Regions from separate parts of the Mus musculus genome. Here region 2 is linked to region 1. Evidence: chromatin loops called from intact Hi-C (ENCODE). Cell type or tissue: left cerebral cortex. All regions are shown on one strand.

The links. Peaks named below come from ENCODE experiments on the same cell type or tissue, not always from the same donor. Only the 100,000 strongest peaks of a DNase experiment are listed, where the experiment ranks them.
Region 2: it touches region 1 in a loop (5-fold over the local background); 15 of 42 quality-filtered maps call a loop at or near these places.

Annotation. Positions count from the first base shown.
Region 1 is chr11:104,227,678-104,235,677 of GRCm38, forward strand. It overlaps Mapt (microtubule-associated protein tau), which reads left to right and starts at 3,759. Exons shown (of 12, transcript NM_001038609.2): 1 at 3,759-3,930. In left cerebral cortex, CTCF peaks have their summits at 2,111, 2,938, 3,668 (motif pointing left), 4,808 and 1 weaker place; DNase peaks (open chromatin) are centred at 2,071, 2,981, 3,721, 4,715 and 2 more places; H3K4me3 peaks cover 4,968 bases; H3K27ac peaks cover 4,920 bases.
Region 2 is chr11:104,285,644-104,293,643 of GRCm38, forward strand. Mapt (microtubule-associated protein tau) reads left to right here. Exons shown (of 12, transcript NM_001038609.2): 3 at 1,480-1,566; 4 at 4,265-4,351. Among named protein-coding and RNA genes, the nearest start is that of Mapt, 58 kb to the left of the region's middle. In left cerebral cortex, a CTCF peak has its summit at 4,287; DNase peaks (open chromatin) are centred at 3,471, 3,840 and 4,257; H3K27ac peaks cover 2,378 bases.

The sequences.
Region 1 (8,000 bases):
CATAAAGCAGACCCTGGTGCTTACTGAAGTGCTTTATCCTCTTCTTTCAGAACCCACATCTCCCCTTCAGTTATTGATTTGGGGGGCAGGTTTTGGTTTTTCGAGATATGGTTTCTCTGTGTAGCTCTGGCTGTCCTGGAACTCACTTTGTAGACCAGGCTGGCCTCGAACTCAGAAATCCGCCTGCCTCTGCCTCCCAAGTGCTGGGATTAAAGGCGTGCGCCACCACGCCTGACTACATTTATTGATCTTTCAGTGGGAGATCACTGACTAAAGGAAGCCTCTTGAACAACCAGCACTTCCCTCACATGGTCCTCCCCCTCCTGCAGATGGACCCCTAAATGGTAATCTAGCCTCATCTCCCCAAAGAACATGGACCTAAGAAATGGCAGCGCCACAAAATGGAAGGCGCCTGGTCCCATAATCTCCCAGGGAAGGTTGTTTCCCAACCTGGAATACCTCCCTGTACTGCTGCAATCAGGTTAAAGCCATCACAGGTAGGATCCGTTTGTTCCAATGCAGCAGCTTATTTTGGAAATACATTTGGTGGCAGACCATCCAGACTCTATCGATCTGGGCTCTGACTCCATCGGAGACTATTCAATAAAGGACTTGAAGTCTGAAGAAGGTAATGAATTTGTCTAACCCCACACACGAAGGCTAAAATCGGACCCACGGCCTGCTACCTCTGTCGGTTTCCATTCCCTTGTGCCAAGCTGCCTTCTATGGTCCTCTTTGTGTGGGCTCGTGCTGGACCCACGAGGCCATGAGCTTTCTATTTCAGCAAGAGGGAGGGGCAGAGGGATGAGAGGGGATACACTTTCTAGGCCTGCATTAGTGAGCCATTAGCTACCCACAGTGATCAAATTATCTGGAATGAACACTCAACTCCACATCGCATACATTTAAAGGACAGATTTGCTTAAGACTCACCCTAGCATTCATTAACTCCATTTAGTGTAGGCAAATGTGACCATTCAGTATCAGGGGACTGCAGGGTCATTAGGTCCTTGGCAGTTTTCAATCATACTCTATATTAGGGGCTCATAAGGATAAACTTAAATGAGGAGTGTCACTCTGATGATTACTAATGACATATATTAAGAAGGTAAAGTGTAACAAAAGCATTGACCTTGAAAATGATGGTGACATAAATACAATTTATCATTTAGTGAGTGCAATTTGTTACTGTATAAGAAACACACACACATACACTTATTAAATTGTCATAGTCAGCTTTATCAGGCTAACAACCAGCTCCCAAAATCTTTGGCGGCTCCTGCAATAAATTAAATTTTTCCCTCATGGTGTATATACTTCCTTAAGCCTTTTACTCCAGAATCTGGGCTTCGGGAGCAGCACATGGCAGTATGTCTTTCTGGTAGTGGAAAGCAGAGTCAAAGATACAAACTTGCAATGTCTTAAGTTTCTGTTTGGACATGTGTGCATCACATAGCTGGTATCAGGCAAGGGTGCTCAATACCCACACAGGGTAAAGACAACTATTGGAGACAATAATAAGGTGCCAACATGGAAAGATAAATATAAACTCTTCTCCTCTCCTCAGGAATAATATAGCTAAGTGCCTTGTAGAGACTGGAAATATCAGTTCTACTTGCAGTGAGCGGAGAAGGCTTTGGTAAAGTCTAACCTTGAGTTTGAAGCTTAGGTAGGGTATTCATGGGCAGGACTAAGAGCCAGGACCTTGTAGGCAAAGGGAAGCCCCAGAGTACAAAGGTGGAAAGGAGATTTAGTGGAGTGGCCTCAGTGGCCTCAGTCACAGAGCAGAATGGAGGGGAGGTCTGATCAAGGCAGGAGGACCAGATGCTAGGCCAAAGAGTTTAAGTGCACCTGTTGAAAGCCGGTAGACATCTTTGAGCAAGAGACTGCCGTGACTGAAAGGACTATGTCTGAAAATTGATCTGACCAGGAGCACAGCTGGCCTGAAAGAGGAGCAGGAAGACTACTAAGTTCCTAGATGTCCAGAACCGATGCAGAAGTCTTGAAGCAGGCATGCTGTTTGTGGTTAGAAGAATAGCAAGGCAAGACCTAGAAATTCAGAGCCTCTGTGGCTGGTGAGATAGCAAGCGTTCAATTCTCAGCAACCACATGGTGGCTCACAACCATCTGTAATGGGATCCGATACCCTCTCTGGTATGTGTGAAGACAGCTACAGCGTACTTGTATACATAAAATAAATAAGTAATTCTTTTAAAAAGAAAGTAAAAAGAAATTAGCCCCATTTGCGTCATTCCAGAATAATTCAGTAATTAAGCTCATATGGGAAAAAATGTTTGTGGTGCTAGAAAACTGAACCCAAAGTTATCTCAAAATTTTATTTTGGGGGCTGGAGAGGTGGCTCAGGGGTTAAGAGCACTGACTGCTCTTCTGAAGGTCCTGAGTTCAGATCCCAGCAACCACATGGTGGCTCACAACCATCCACCCCCCCAGCCCAGAAGTGTGTTTGTTTGTTTGTTTGTTGACTCACTTTCACCCTGTAATACAATTCAGGCTGGCTTGGATTCTGCTATATAGCCCAGGCTGATCTTGAACAAGTCTCAGCCTATCTGAATGCTGGGATTACAGATGTGAGCCAACACACCGAGCAGGTACAACGTTGGAGTTTTAGAAACAACTGCTGGGATAGCAGTGCACACCTTTAATCTCAGCACTCTAGAGGCAGAGGCAGGCAGGGGATCTCTGTGAGCTCCAAGCCAGCCAGGGCAACATAGTGAGAACCTGCCTTGAAAAATAAAGAAAAAACGGCATGCAAATGAAAGCTTCAAGACAAGTTTTCGCCTCTTTGGCAAGAAGTAGGTGCCTGTCTCTCTTCCTTGCATTTGAACAGGCTCCAGCTGTCCAAGAGAATTGAGCTTTGGGGAGGTAAGATATTAAGCTAAAGCCACAGCCCACGCCTACGTAGCTGGAAGGAGAACTAATGACCAATTTCAACCGGAAGCTTGACATCCAGCAGGTGGCCATCTCCAGCAGGCACCTTAAAAATTCAGCTCTCACGCTGTACAAAGGTGTTTCAATAAACGAGATAAAAATAACTCTGTGAAAATGCCTTGCAGTGTGTGTGGTAAGCATCATTAGAACTTACCTATTTAAAGATTTTTCTTCGCTAGGGTCACAGTCAAGATACCTAATGGGTTTGAATGCTCCTTGATTTAAAAACAATTGTTTTTCCACGAAAACGCTAAAGTGTATTACGGTCAAGTTAATCTGTTTCGAGAAGATTTGTCAAGGAAATCATTCACTTTGGCCATTAACAAAAACAGGTGGAAAGAAAGCAAGCGAACAGCTGGCCCTGGAAATAGAAAGTGCGCTCTATCTGGAGGGCCACATTTTAGGAGACTCGGGGAGCCTGTAGCACTTGGGGTTCACGGTGTACCGCCTGGAGAGCCAGCGAGGGTGAACTGAAAAGCGGACGATGACCGACACACCGCTCTGCCTGGACCCCGCGGGGACCGAGGGAGGGGACCCCTGGACTAGACAAAGGCTGCAGCCCCGGGAGGCCGGGTGCGCGTGCGCCACGGAATGCGCGTGCGCGCGGCGGTCAGCACCGCGGCCCGAGGCGTGGCGGGACCCGGGGAGGGAAGCGCGGAGAGGGGCGAGCCGAGCGGCGCGGAGAGAGGAGGGTTGAGGGGCGCTCGCGTGCGCCCCCTAGCGGTCGGAAGGGGAGGTGCCCGCCCAGGCCTCGCTGCCCGCCCCTCCCCTAGGGAGGTTCGCGCTCCCGTGGCTCGCGCCTGCGCTGCCCGCCGGCCTCCAGAACGCGCTTTCTCGGCCGCGCGCGCTCTCAGTCTCCGCCACCCACCAGCTCCAGCACCAGCAGCAGCGCCGCCGCCACCGCCCACCTTCTGCCGCCGCCGCCACAACCACCTTCTCCTCCGCTGTCCTCTTCTGTCCTCGCCTTCTGTCGATTATCAGGTAAGCGCCGCAGCTCTGAAATCCAGTCCCCTCTGGCCCTGTGCGCCGTCCTCCTGCCACCCCTCGCCCCAGAGATGGATTTAGGGAGCTGGGCATCAATCAGGCGCAACGGCGGGGGCCTCTCTGCGCCCTAGGCGCTGGGGAGCTGGGAAGGAACGCGTGCAAGAGATGCACGCACGCGAGCGAATGCGTGTATCTATGAGTGCTGGGGTCCCCACTATCGGCTCCGCGCAAATGAGGGGGGCTGTGCCCGCAGGGTGGGGCGCGGATGACGGTGACCTAGGGAAGGGGTTGTTCTGTAATCTGGATCTCAGCCTTTTGCCGCAATGGGCGTGGGTCTGTGAGTGTGCATGGGGGTCCAACGACGACCCCCGAAACAGAACCTGAAATCGGATTTCTCTGCTCCTGATTGCCATCAGCCCTAAGGAAGGTGTGGATCGGGTTCTAGAAAAGATGACTGCCTTCATGTCTCTCCACCTCCCTGACAGCGATTCTGACACGGCCTTCACTGGCCCTGATTTAAGGCGGTGGCCCGCCCCCTCCCCTTTTCCTCCTTCAGAAGCCGGCAGGGGACATTTGGGGGCTGGGAGGAATCCGGAGGATGGGGAGGGGTCCAGGCGCTGTCACGTTAGTCGCCCTTCCCCCTGCGCGCGCTTGGTACAGTGACAGGGGCAGCGCCGTGCCCGAGAGAAGGTAGTGCGCGGATCCCAATGTGGGAGCTCGAAGAGTCAGGGGTCACCTGGCCTCGCGGTGTCAGCGGGCTGGCTGGCAGCGGCTCCCCGCTCGAGGGCGCGCAGCGTTGCAGCCAGGCACAGACCCACGCGAGGGCTGCAGGTGCATTTCGGGGCGCGTTTCTTTCTCTGCGTTCTGCGCCGGGCTCCCGGCATGTGCGCTCCCTGCCGGAGGCGCGGGCTGGCGCGCAGGGCTCGCCCCTCACTGCGGCAGTGGGTGTGGACCTGGGTGGGCGAGGAGGGGGGAGTACGATGTGTCTCCTCCCGCTGCCACCCCTCTCCGTTTTTTCCCCCCTCTCTGAACGCGAGGTGCCATCTTTTTGCGGCGAGTCACGTCTCTATCGTAGCATGCCAAGAGCTGTGGCCAGGCTTTGGAGGACCCGGCTTGGACCCATGTTAAAGAACAGGGGGTGATGAACACGGAAGCCTTGGCGTTTTGCCTCTGCAGCGGTGCGCACCAGAGCGTTCACCTGAGGTCGTCTAGGGGAGCTCGCTGCTTTGTTCGTCGTGTGATTTAGGATCTGCGCTCCCAGCCCTGGTTTTTTGGGGGAGTGTGCGGGGGGAGGCGGGAAGCTTTCATTCGACGAGGATATTTGCCTACGCACTCGGAGCAGCTCCATCCTTTTTTCGCCACTCTTTTCAGACCCTTTGTTGGATCTACAGACTTGCGGCAGCCCACTCCCCAGTTCGACCCAGAGCCACATGGGTGGGATTCGAGATAGACTCTCGTGTGCAGGAGCCCTCAGAGGAAGCACATCCCTCCCCACACCCAGGCCATCCTGAGGACCACACCCCACTTGTGTTTCACTGCTAGGGGAGCCAGATAACCCTCGGGAATGGGGAGATTCGGCAAGCTCAACTCCGCATCCCCACCACCACCACCACCGTTGAACCCTGTTGCCTCTCCCGGTGGGAGAGTGTGAGGAGAGGGTATGAGATCCCCTGGGATACTGCGGCCACACCCATCCCTCCCAACCCAAGGAGAGAGGGTTAAGGGTTGCCATAGGAACCACACCAGCCAGAGGAGGAACCTCTGGGCGTTACCTCACCCCCTACCTCCCACCCCCTACCTCCCACCCCCCCCCTTACTCCGCGGAGATTTAGAATCCTGGGGTAGTCTGATAGTGCCTGGAAGACACGAGGAAGGGGCCCCTCATCCCTGATGCGAGCATCATTCTCTTGGCACTGGCAACCATAGCCATCCAGAGAGAGAGAGAGAGAGATGCCTCTAATGTATTTTATTATAAGCGTGCTGACTGATATTATTTTATTAATATCATTTAAATGAGGGACTTTCATTTTTAAAAAAATCCACATCTACAACAGCCCTTGAAACCAGAGAGGGATAGAAAGCTAAGAGGTCCCAGCCTCCCCACCGTACAGTAAGCTCGGTCTTCGAGGTTTTCTGGTTAATTTTACCGCTGAATACTGGTGCGGGTAAGCAGTTTTGAGACCGATGGATGAGCTTCTTAAGGGCCGAATTGCCCACGTCGACTGCTCACTCAGATTGATGTAGGCTGGGGGTGGAACGCCCTCTCCCGATCAAACCGCGGCCTGAGGCTGTGGCATCGTGGCCGGGCCCGCCTGGCAGAAATTTCGCGAGCATCTGAAAGATAGGTTCAAATACTACCCATCCCTCGCCACACGACGGGCTGCTGGGAACAGGATTCTTAAGCTAGAAGAAGCCAGGCTCTTGGGCTGGATGCGGAAAGGGGAAGGCTGGGAGGGGGGGCTGACTATAGCGGGCCCGTTGGGCAAAGGTGTCACAGCGGAAAAATCAGCGGGAGGGGGAGGAGACAGAACGTTTTACCCAGTGCAGAAACAAAGCTCAGATCACAGCGTCTTCGAACTCCCATTTTGCACTGTGTTGAGGGGTCGAGTGAGGTACTGTGCTGGCCAAGGCCCGTGTTGTTAATTAAAGATCGTGGGGGTTGCTGCTGAGTTTGAGAGACTCCATTCCTGGCTCTGCCCTTTAACAAGCCAGTTTCATTCACCTCAGAAGCTAGAAGTTTGTGCTGAAGCCAGAGCTGTGGAGCGCTGAGCTAGGCTCATCCGAAAGGGTTCAAGAGCCAAGATTTCACCCACCAACCTCCGCGGGTGTGTGCTCCCTTTTATGTCCGGGAGGCCCTATTTATCCTCTAGTGTTCAAGAAATTGTAATCCCAAGTCTTTTTTTCCGGCTGGTTAGCATTGGGTGTATGACAGGGTCAGAGACAAACTAACCAGGCCATTTTCGGCTCAGTCCCCGGGCTCCACAAGACTGCCCAAAATTTTCACGGATCCTACGCCACCCATTCAACTGTCAGGTCTCATAGCAGAAAAAGAAGTATGAAGCCATGGTAGGTTAATTCGGTGGTTACAATTCTGAGATGTCATCTGGGGTTCAATGATACTGCTTGTGTTTGCCACATAAGAATTGCTTGCCCACTCGCCATTTGCAAAGCTTCTCTAAACAAATGGCTGTCCAGATAATTTGTGTGCCCATTCCTCCCCCAGCTGCCAGGCCGGGTGTAATGACTGCTGATCTGTTCTGGACAGTTTGCCTCACCAGCAGATGTGTATGATATAGTACCCTAGCTTGGCTTTGCGGTTCACCTTCGGATGGTTTGAATATTTCTTAGCTTGGCTGGGTGGTTTGTTTGTTTTTTTTAAAGATGAATGACAGCCCACGGTGTGCCTCTTTGCCCTCTGCACAGACCCTGTCTGTCTACACAATTGTGTGTTGGTGGAAGGGTGTGGCTTTTAAGTGGCTTCTAGTGTCAGGCTCCGTTCCCCAGAGAGGAACAAAGGAAGCAGAGAGAGTGCCCAGGAATTGCAAGAAGAAAACTTGGTTGGATTGAGTTAAGGTCAGGCTTGCTCGTTGAGAACATGAGCCCTTGTACAGAGCAAGCTCTCTGGCCCACTCGTCCTTGGAGGGCTGGGTCAGCCTGGGGATGCGATGGGGCTGGAGTGGAATTTCTGCAGACTGACTTCTCCTCCCCTTTAAACATCAACGTGTGCAGTTCATTTGTTGGAAATGTTAAGGACTTGTGTTGCATTCCGTCTCCCCTGAGCATACTGTATATGGCTCTTGTGAGTTCCTGGCTACGTGTATGAACATACATTGCTTTTTTTTTTTCAGTTGAATATATGAACCTTTCCCACTATGCCTTTTCTTATATTTATTTAGTTAAGTTCTTCCTTGGTCCCCTCTTGAAAATGAATCACTTCAAAAGAATGTTTTTAGATATCTAATATAGGGGCTAGATATAGAGTGGGTGTCTGGCCCACCATTGTTTGACAGATCCGTGGGTAAAATGGAGAGATACAGGTCAGGAGGGCATCCAAGAGAACATAGAGA
Region 2 (8,000 bases), 58 kb after region 1:
AAGAGACACCATGACCACAGCAACTCTTATAAAAGAAAGCATTTAACTAGGATTGACAGTTCAGAGGTTTTTAGTCCATTGTTATCATGGCAGGAAACAAGGTGGCACGCAGGTAGACGTGGTGATGGAGAGGTAGCTGAGATTTCTACATCTGGATCAGAAAGTAGAAAAAAATGACAGTGACACACTGGCCAGGCCACAAAGCACACCCCACAATGACACACTTCCTCCAACAAAGCCACACTTACTCCAACAAGGCCACACCTCCTAATTATGCCACTCCCAATGGGGCCATTTTTATTCAAACCACCACAAGGGGTATTAAAGTGTTATGGAGCATGGGGTGATACTGGACTTAACCCCATGGCCAGAGCATTTGTTCCTCTGTTACAATGGGCAGCTGGCTCTTAGAGCCTCTGGAGAGTCCCAGCCAACATCTGCACCATAACAAAGAATAAAGAAAAAAGAACCACATGTATTCCTATTGATACACAGAGCTACCCTAAAAACTCTTCAACCATGATGTCTTATTTAGGGTTTCCTTAGTTGTGAAGAGATACCATGACCAAGGCAACTCTTAGGACAGCATTTAATTGGGGCTGGCTTACAGGTTCTGAGGTTAATTGGGGCTGATTTACAGGTTCAGAGGTTCAGTCCATTATCATCATGGTGAATAGCATTGCAGCGTCCAGACAGTCACGGCTCTGGAGTAGCTCAGAGTTCTACATCTTGTTCCAAAGGCAGCTAGGAGTAAGATCTCTAAGCTCTTCCCCACAGTGGCATACTTCCTCCAACAAGGCCACACCTCCTAACAGCCACTCCCTGGACCAAGCAAATTCAAAGCACCACACAAGGTGAAGTAAACACCACCAGAATGGCCACCTCCCATGATGAGTCTTACGTGCTGGACAAAGAGCATTATCCCCGCTTCGAGCACAGCCATGCTAACGAAAGCCTAGGGGAGTCAGCAAAGAAAATCCTTCAGCCATTAATGCGTTCCCTGAGCTGAACAATGAGGAGCTGTGACCTGAAGGTGGAGCGGCCACTGGGAAGACCAGAGAGGGCTTTCTGCTCAAGCAGGAGCAGGCTTTCCAGATACATTGTCAGGTTGTCAATATAAGGGCTTTGCTTCCGTTGAACCTGGGTGATTAAAAGGTATATCTTCACACACCAGGAGGTGGTGTTATACACCTTTAATCCCTGCACTCAGGAGGCAGAGGCAAGCCAATCTCTGTGAGTTCGGGGCCAGTATGGTCTAAAGAGTGAGTTCCAGGATAGCCAGGTCTGCATAGAGAAACCCTGTCTCACCCACATTCTCATCCAAGAACCCCAAGAGTGGAACATGGTTGTGTAAGGGGCACTGGTCCCTTCCTGGTTTGATCATCGGGCTACAGTGTCCACACTAAAGAGATTACAGCTCAATAGGACACAGTTCTCAGGTTCCTCTTGAGGTCTGAGGGCTCACTGTATATGTTCCAGAGTCTCCCCCACAGCCCCCCGCCGATGATGGAGCGGAGGAACCAGGGTCGGAGACCTCCGATGCTAAGAGCACTCCAACTGCTGAAGGTGGGGCCTCCCTACTCCCACCACTCCATTCATTCAGCTTACCTTGCTTTGAGCTTCCCCTCCCAACTCCACGCTACGCACTAGGGTTGCGGCTGCGCACTGTGTGCCACCCTCCCGGCTGCACTCGCTGCTTCCTATCCTGATGGCTGAGATGCGCTAGCCCGGTGCTTTGCAGGGTAGTGGGAGCGGGGACCTGCTTCTATGCCTGGCTCAACAGTGTGCGCCTTGAGCATCATTATCGTGCGTGTTGCCCTGAATGTTCCATGCTTGAAGAAGCTGGTCTGTGTAGCACAGCGAGGCTCACACACAGCTCAACAGGGTTCCCATCCTGAATCTGCTACCTTCCATGACCCCCTCAGAAGCCTCCACCTTACTTTTCTTTCAGGGATTCAAAGACCAGAATGCTCATTTGGCTGAGGAGGGGGCAGGTCAGAAGTCTCCCGCTCATCTGTTAGGAGCGGGTTTTGGTGTGGCATCTTCGTTTCTTGGGCTCTGGATTTTGGGCATGGAGTACGTTTCATCTCCTGTAATCTGTTCACTCCAGATATGTGGTGTCTAGGTTGTCGCAAAGCTCATTGTCTTTTTTCCTGAAATGCTCCCTGGTCGGCTGTCTTGCTTCCCAAGTGGGTTAGTTATAGTGCCACTGTTGGCTGCTGGAACCCAAAAGCTCTACCAACTGAAGAGGCTTTTTGCCTTGCAATCATAAGATACCCGGACATGGGCATAGCTCCCTAACGCCATGTATGCGCTTCTGTCTTTGTCTTCTGCCATCCTACGTGGTTGGACTGTTGCTTCATTGTTGAAGAATAGCTGCTGCGCTCCCAAACACTGTCATCTGCCTTGGAACAAGAACCATGGCTGGTGAGACAGCTCAGAGGATGAAGGCGTTTACCATGCAAGCCTGGGGACCCGAGTTCAATTCCCCAGAACCTTTGTAAAGGAGGAAGGACAGAACCGACTCTACAAAGTTGTCCTTTAAGTTCCCACACACTGTGATGGCATGTGCCCACAGAGATGTATTACACACGTGTTCCATAATAATGAATGAAAGACAGGCAGAGGTGGTGCACGCCTTTAATCCCAGCACTTGGGAGGCAGAGGCAGGCAGATTTCTGAGTTTGAGGCCAGCCTGGTCCACAGAGAGGGCTCCAGGACAGCCAGTGCTACACAGAGAAACCTGTCTCAAAAAAAAAAAAAAAAAAAGCAAATAATAAAAATAAGAATGAATGAAATTGAAATTAAAAACAAAAACAAAACAAACAAAAACAGTCACCAAAAGGACCCCGAAGAAGCCAATGTGTTGCCAAAACTAAATCAAGAGTTTTCTATTATAAGCTCCTCCTGGATGTTTTCATTTTCATTCACTGGCCAGAACTGGCTCTCTGGCCACCGTGGGCTGCATGGCTGTCCCCACCTTGCTTTTGGATCCATTGAGTAGAAGAAATCAAGGAAAAGGGACATGGAGAATGGCTTTTAACTAATCGTCCATAGCTCCTCCAGCCTTCCAAGGAGGTTGGAGCTTCCACTCTGAGCCCTTTCTGCATCCCTGAACATGGCTTGGGCGTTCTGTTACAGAAAGAGAATTTGGCCAGGCCCTCTCCCGCAGCATCTGCCTTTGGATAAATCCAGAACATAGCTGTCAAGCTCCTGCCAATTGTTCGGCATGCTGGCCCATCCCCGGAGGATGCAGGTGGCATGGCCCTTAGCCTGGTGACAACCTCCTGGCTAGATTTCCTTTGCCCTTCTGAAAACCAGCGATGCAAGACACTTCCTGCTCATCCTGTTAGAACAGGTCTGCAAGCTGTCTGCCACCCTGAGAAAGCCTTGGAGCCAAAGCTGGGGCAGGCTTCCCAAACGTGGCTTTCACTGCTCTGTCACCATTGTCCAGGAAGAAACAACCCACTCATGCAGTCTGGACCTGTACATGCGTGGGCCCCCACATGCCTCACTCACCCTCAGGGAGGGAGGCAGCTGGGGCTGAGCTCAGCGAGCTGTTTTATCTGCACCAGACAGGATCATAAGGAAAATAGCCTTTGTGGACTAGCTGTGTGGAATTCTGGGAATCCCTTGAAACCGGCCACTCCTTGGGTGTGCCTCGCATACCTAGTAGAGAGGCTGGGGGTTCGGGAGGAGCTAAAGTGCTTGCTTTGAAAAGATGCCCCCAGGTCCTGGTCTGGGATCTCTTATCTCTTGCATCATCGAGGAAACTGGATCTGGCCTGGTTATTGCCACATAAGGAACTCTGGTGCCTTTTAATGAGATGTGAGGAGGTTGGGGGCAGGGAATTAGAAGTGGTAGAAGTTTTAAAGGTCACCTACAGATGGCACTCTTGTTCTACACTTGTGGAAACAAAGGCTAGGGTGACAAAAGGCTTACTCAAAGCCCCACAGGAAAGCGGCTCAGTCTATTTCTCAGCTTCCTCATATTGCCTGATGAGTCCCAGCTGCGGGGCCCCTGCATTGCAGTGAGGATCACACAGCTGACCCCCAGGAGTCAGGCTGTGTCCCTCGTCATCCTTACATGACCCCTGTAGGCTTTCCAGGCAGGGGGTCCTCCTGTTAGTGTGCTTCCTGGGGAGATGGGCAGGAAGGAGGACTGTGGCCCTGCTTTGAGCTGGCTTTTCTTGCATGTGGCTGGCAGGCCCCACTCCTTGCACTGCCCCTGCATAAGCAGAGGGGTGACTGTTGGTGGTTTCCAGACGTGACTGCGCCCCTAGTGGATGAGAGAGCTCCCGACAAGCAGGCCGCTGCCCAGCCCCACACGGAGATCCCAGAAGGAATTACAGGTGAGGGTGAGCCCCGGAGCTGCCTTGGACAGGTCACCCTCATAGTCGGGTGCAGCAGATGAGTAAGCCGCTCTGGCTTCTGGGGCTCCTGGCTATTTAGCAGTGGCGGCCTTGGAGTCTGACTGCCTCCCACAAGGCTACAGAGTCCTCTGATTCCTGCTGGCCCCCACCTCAGTCAGTGTGCCTATTAGAAAGGTTCTCAACAGAGTTCTCTGGGGAAGGTTTCCTGCCTTCTTCACATTTTCTCCAGGCCCAGCAATAGTAAGTAGCAGGTCACCTTTAGGGGACAGTTTACTCCCAGGAGCACCAAGCAGGCTACATCGACTACATAACTGAATCCTTCTGATGGTCTAATGGGATGGTGCTGTTGTTCGGAAATGTGACCTCACGTCCATCTTTCGGGTTCGGTCTATGTAGTCTGCTCTACCAATGTGGGTGACAAGGAATTAGGCAGCGAAGCAGCAAAAAGAATCCTGGGCTCGGACGCTCAGTCCTTCGTAAGTCATCCTGCAGGGACGGAGGGCTAGGCAAGAAATCATCATAGCCCAGAGCCTGGTACCTTCCCTTTGTGCTGTCCTCCATGGCCTCAGGGAGAACTCCAGCAGTTAGCAGGATGAACCCAAGTTGCCCAGTTAGCTACCGAGACATGCCTGATCTCACCGTGGCAGAGATGGGAAGACCCCTTGCTGAGGAGTGCCTCTCTGCAACTATGCCAGTCACTCCTCCTCCTTACAGTGATCCAATGTCTGACTAAGGCAACTCTAGGGTCTGTTAGGGCTCGTCGTGGTTTTAGGGGATAGACTCCATGTGACAGGTGGCGGCACGGTGGCGGTCACACTGCATCTGCAGTTAGGAAGCAGACAGCAGCGAATGCTGGTGCTTAGCTGGCTTTCTCCTTTTTCCCCAGGACCCCAGCCCATGGGATGGTGACACCCATATTCAGGGTAGGTTTTCCCTGCTCAGTTAAACCTTTCTGTGAATACCCCCGGAAGATGCGCCCAGGGGTGTGTCTCCTAGGTGGTTCCAAGTCTAGCAAGTTGACAATGAAGAGTGAGCACCCTAGGAGCCTATAGCCAGCCTTCTCTCGCACACCCATGGAGAATGCCCACTACAGAGCCACCCCGGCTTTCAAAATGTGTTTCTGCTTTGCAAAGTGATTGACTGGCAGTAGTGGCTTCTGAGACAGAAGGGGTTAGATGTTCTTAAATCCTGGCCAGGCCTCAGCCTTGCTCATGAAGGATGCTTGAAGGTCACAGACACCTTACGGGGGTGAAGTCATGGGTCATATGATACTTTTTGTCTCTGGCTATTCTTTCAAAGGTTTTTTGTTTTTGTTTTTTTTTTTAGATTCATTTATTTTATGTATGTGAGTACACTGTCACCGACTTCAGACACACCAGAAAAGAGAATCAGATCCCATTACAGATGGTCATGAGCCACCATGTGGGGGCTGGGAATTGAACTCAGGACCTCTGCATGAGCAGTCTGTGCTCTTAGCCACTAAGCCATATCTCTACATCAAAGTTTTGTCATTGAAGAAGTTTGTCCTCCGTTTAGGATGAAAGCTGTAGACTTTCCCACCACTCCTGGGTAATCAGAAATGCTTTATAGTCTTTCTGGTCTCAAAACAGGCCACAAAGGCCAGGACACAGCTCACTTAGTTGGTGGACTGCCTGGTTTAGCATACGTGATTCCCAGGGCATCCCCCACCATGCTATAGATTGAGTGTGATGATGGAGAAGGAAGCCTCACAGCTTATAAACACTCATCTGAATGGCCAGTCAGATGTGACAGTCAGGCCCACAGCCTTGTTCTAAACCAGCCGCTGCTCTGAGCTAGTGCGGGGCAGGTGGGTAGGAGGGGACAGTGGCATCTCTGCAGGAGCTTAGAGGCCACCTTTTCCCATGGAACATCTCCTGAGTGCCCAGACACCTGACAGAGATGACTCAGTGAGGAAAGCTTTGTTTTGGCTCATGGGCTCCTGTGTCCTCCTTGGACAGAGCATTGCCTGTGGTGGAGGAAGCTCTTCTTGGTAGATAGAGAGCCCAAAGGAGTGTAGCTTTGGGTGTGATTTCTCCTTCCTTCCTCTGCGTTCCGTACTGCCTTAACCCCCAGCCCATGGGATGGTACCACCCACATTCAAGGCAGGTCTTCCCTTCAGCTAATCCTATCTGTATGTATCTTCAAACACAGCCACAAATGGACCACAACAGCCCCTGGGTGGTTCTAGATCTAGGCAAGTTGACCATGAAGATTAGCTACCACAGAGACCATTCTTGAATCCTTCCATGCTCTCCCCACTTCAGCTCCTAGCTCCTACTTCCGTAAAGATGGATTCCTCTGTGTCAGATTCTGGCGGATGCGTCCTCCTTCTTCTCAGGGACCCAGCTACTGCATCACCTCTGTGAAAGACAACTCGTTCTCACTAGTGGCCCGTTAAGCAGGATCTAAGATGCTCAGTGCCCACAATTCCGTGGTGAAGATGTCAGCATCCTTGGCTGCACAGCCTGCTGGCAGACTTACAATGCACCTTTGCTCAGTCACCCTAGAAGGGCCAGCCCTTCCCATATCCTGTTGTGTCCCCTGACTGCCATTCAGCAGATCCCAAGCCGGAGAGAACAGAAGCCAAGTGTCTTTCTCTGGGTGGTGCATTCAAGACCACGGGGTGAAGCTACGCATGCCTGTTATCCTAGCATTTGGTAGGCTAAGCTGGAAAGATCAAGAGTTCAAGGCCTGCTGAGTTACACAGTGAGTGCAAAGCCAGTATGGGCTGCATAGCAAGACTCTAGGGTGCCACTCCAGCCCCAGGCCGCTCACCTCTGGGTGGGTTTAGAGTTGATAAGGTTCCCAGCTGTTGATGGAGTTAGGGCCTCACCTTGTGCTTTCTTGAGCACATGTTTGCTGCTTCTTGGGTGCTCAGTAAAGCTGCCCAAGGATGCTGTGTGACTCTCTACCTTTGGGAGGCCTGTCTCCCTAGAGAGCAGGGAACCTTGTGCCTCCCTGGGAACATTCAAAGCCAGTAGAGATACCAACTCCTGCAGTGCCTTCTGCCCTGCCCCTTGAGATTTATGATTTCCTCATGCCCCTTGCTGAGCTCAGACATGATACCATCCCCCATCCCCCCCCACATCAGGGGCAGGATATCACACTACTGCACTAGCATGGGAAGATGGATAGACTCTCTTAGCACCAGGGCGGTCACTGGTGGAGTCCGGGAATGCCTCTATCTCTACTAAGGACTCCGTGACTGCTTCGTTGGGTTTGCTGTCCCTCTGAGTCTGTCTTCCATTTCCTTAATCTTACTCCGACCAGATCCATTGTTGGACTTTGCCTTCCAGGCAGTTGACACAGTGTGTGGCCAGTACTGTGTTATCTGACAAGGAACTGTCACATACACCCATAAAAAGCAGCACAAAAGACCTAGAAGTGTCTGAGCTGATAACCCGTCGGGTGGAGAGCGTCTAAATTCACTTCCTGTGGCCACACCCTCAGACGGCCATCTGGCTACCCTTGACAAGTAGTGACTCGGGCTCTTTCCTTGTGCCGGCCTTGGGAAGGGTGCTGGTTTGTAGAGACTGACCACCTCGGTCTAGAGACAAGGCAGGTGGCCCAGCTGGCACTGTGTGAAATGCTTCTGAAGGCAGCAGCC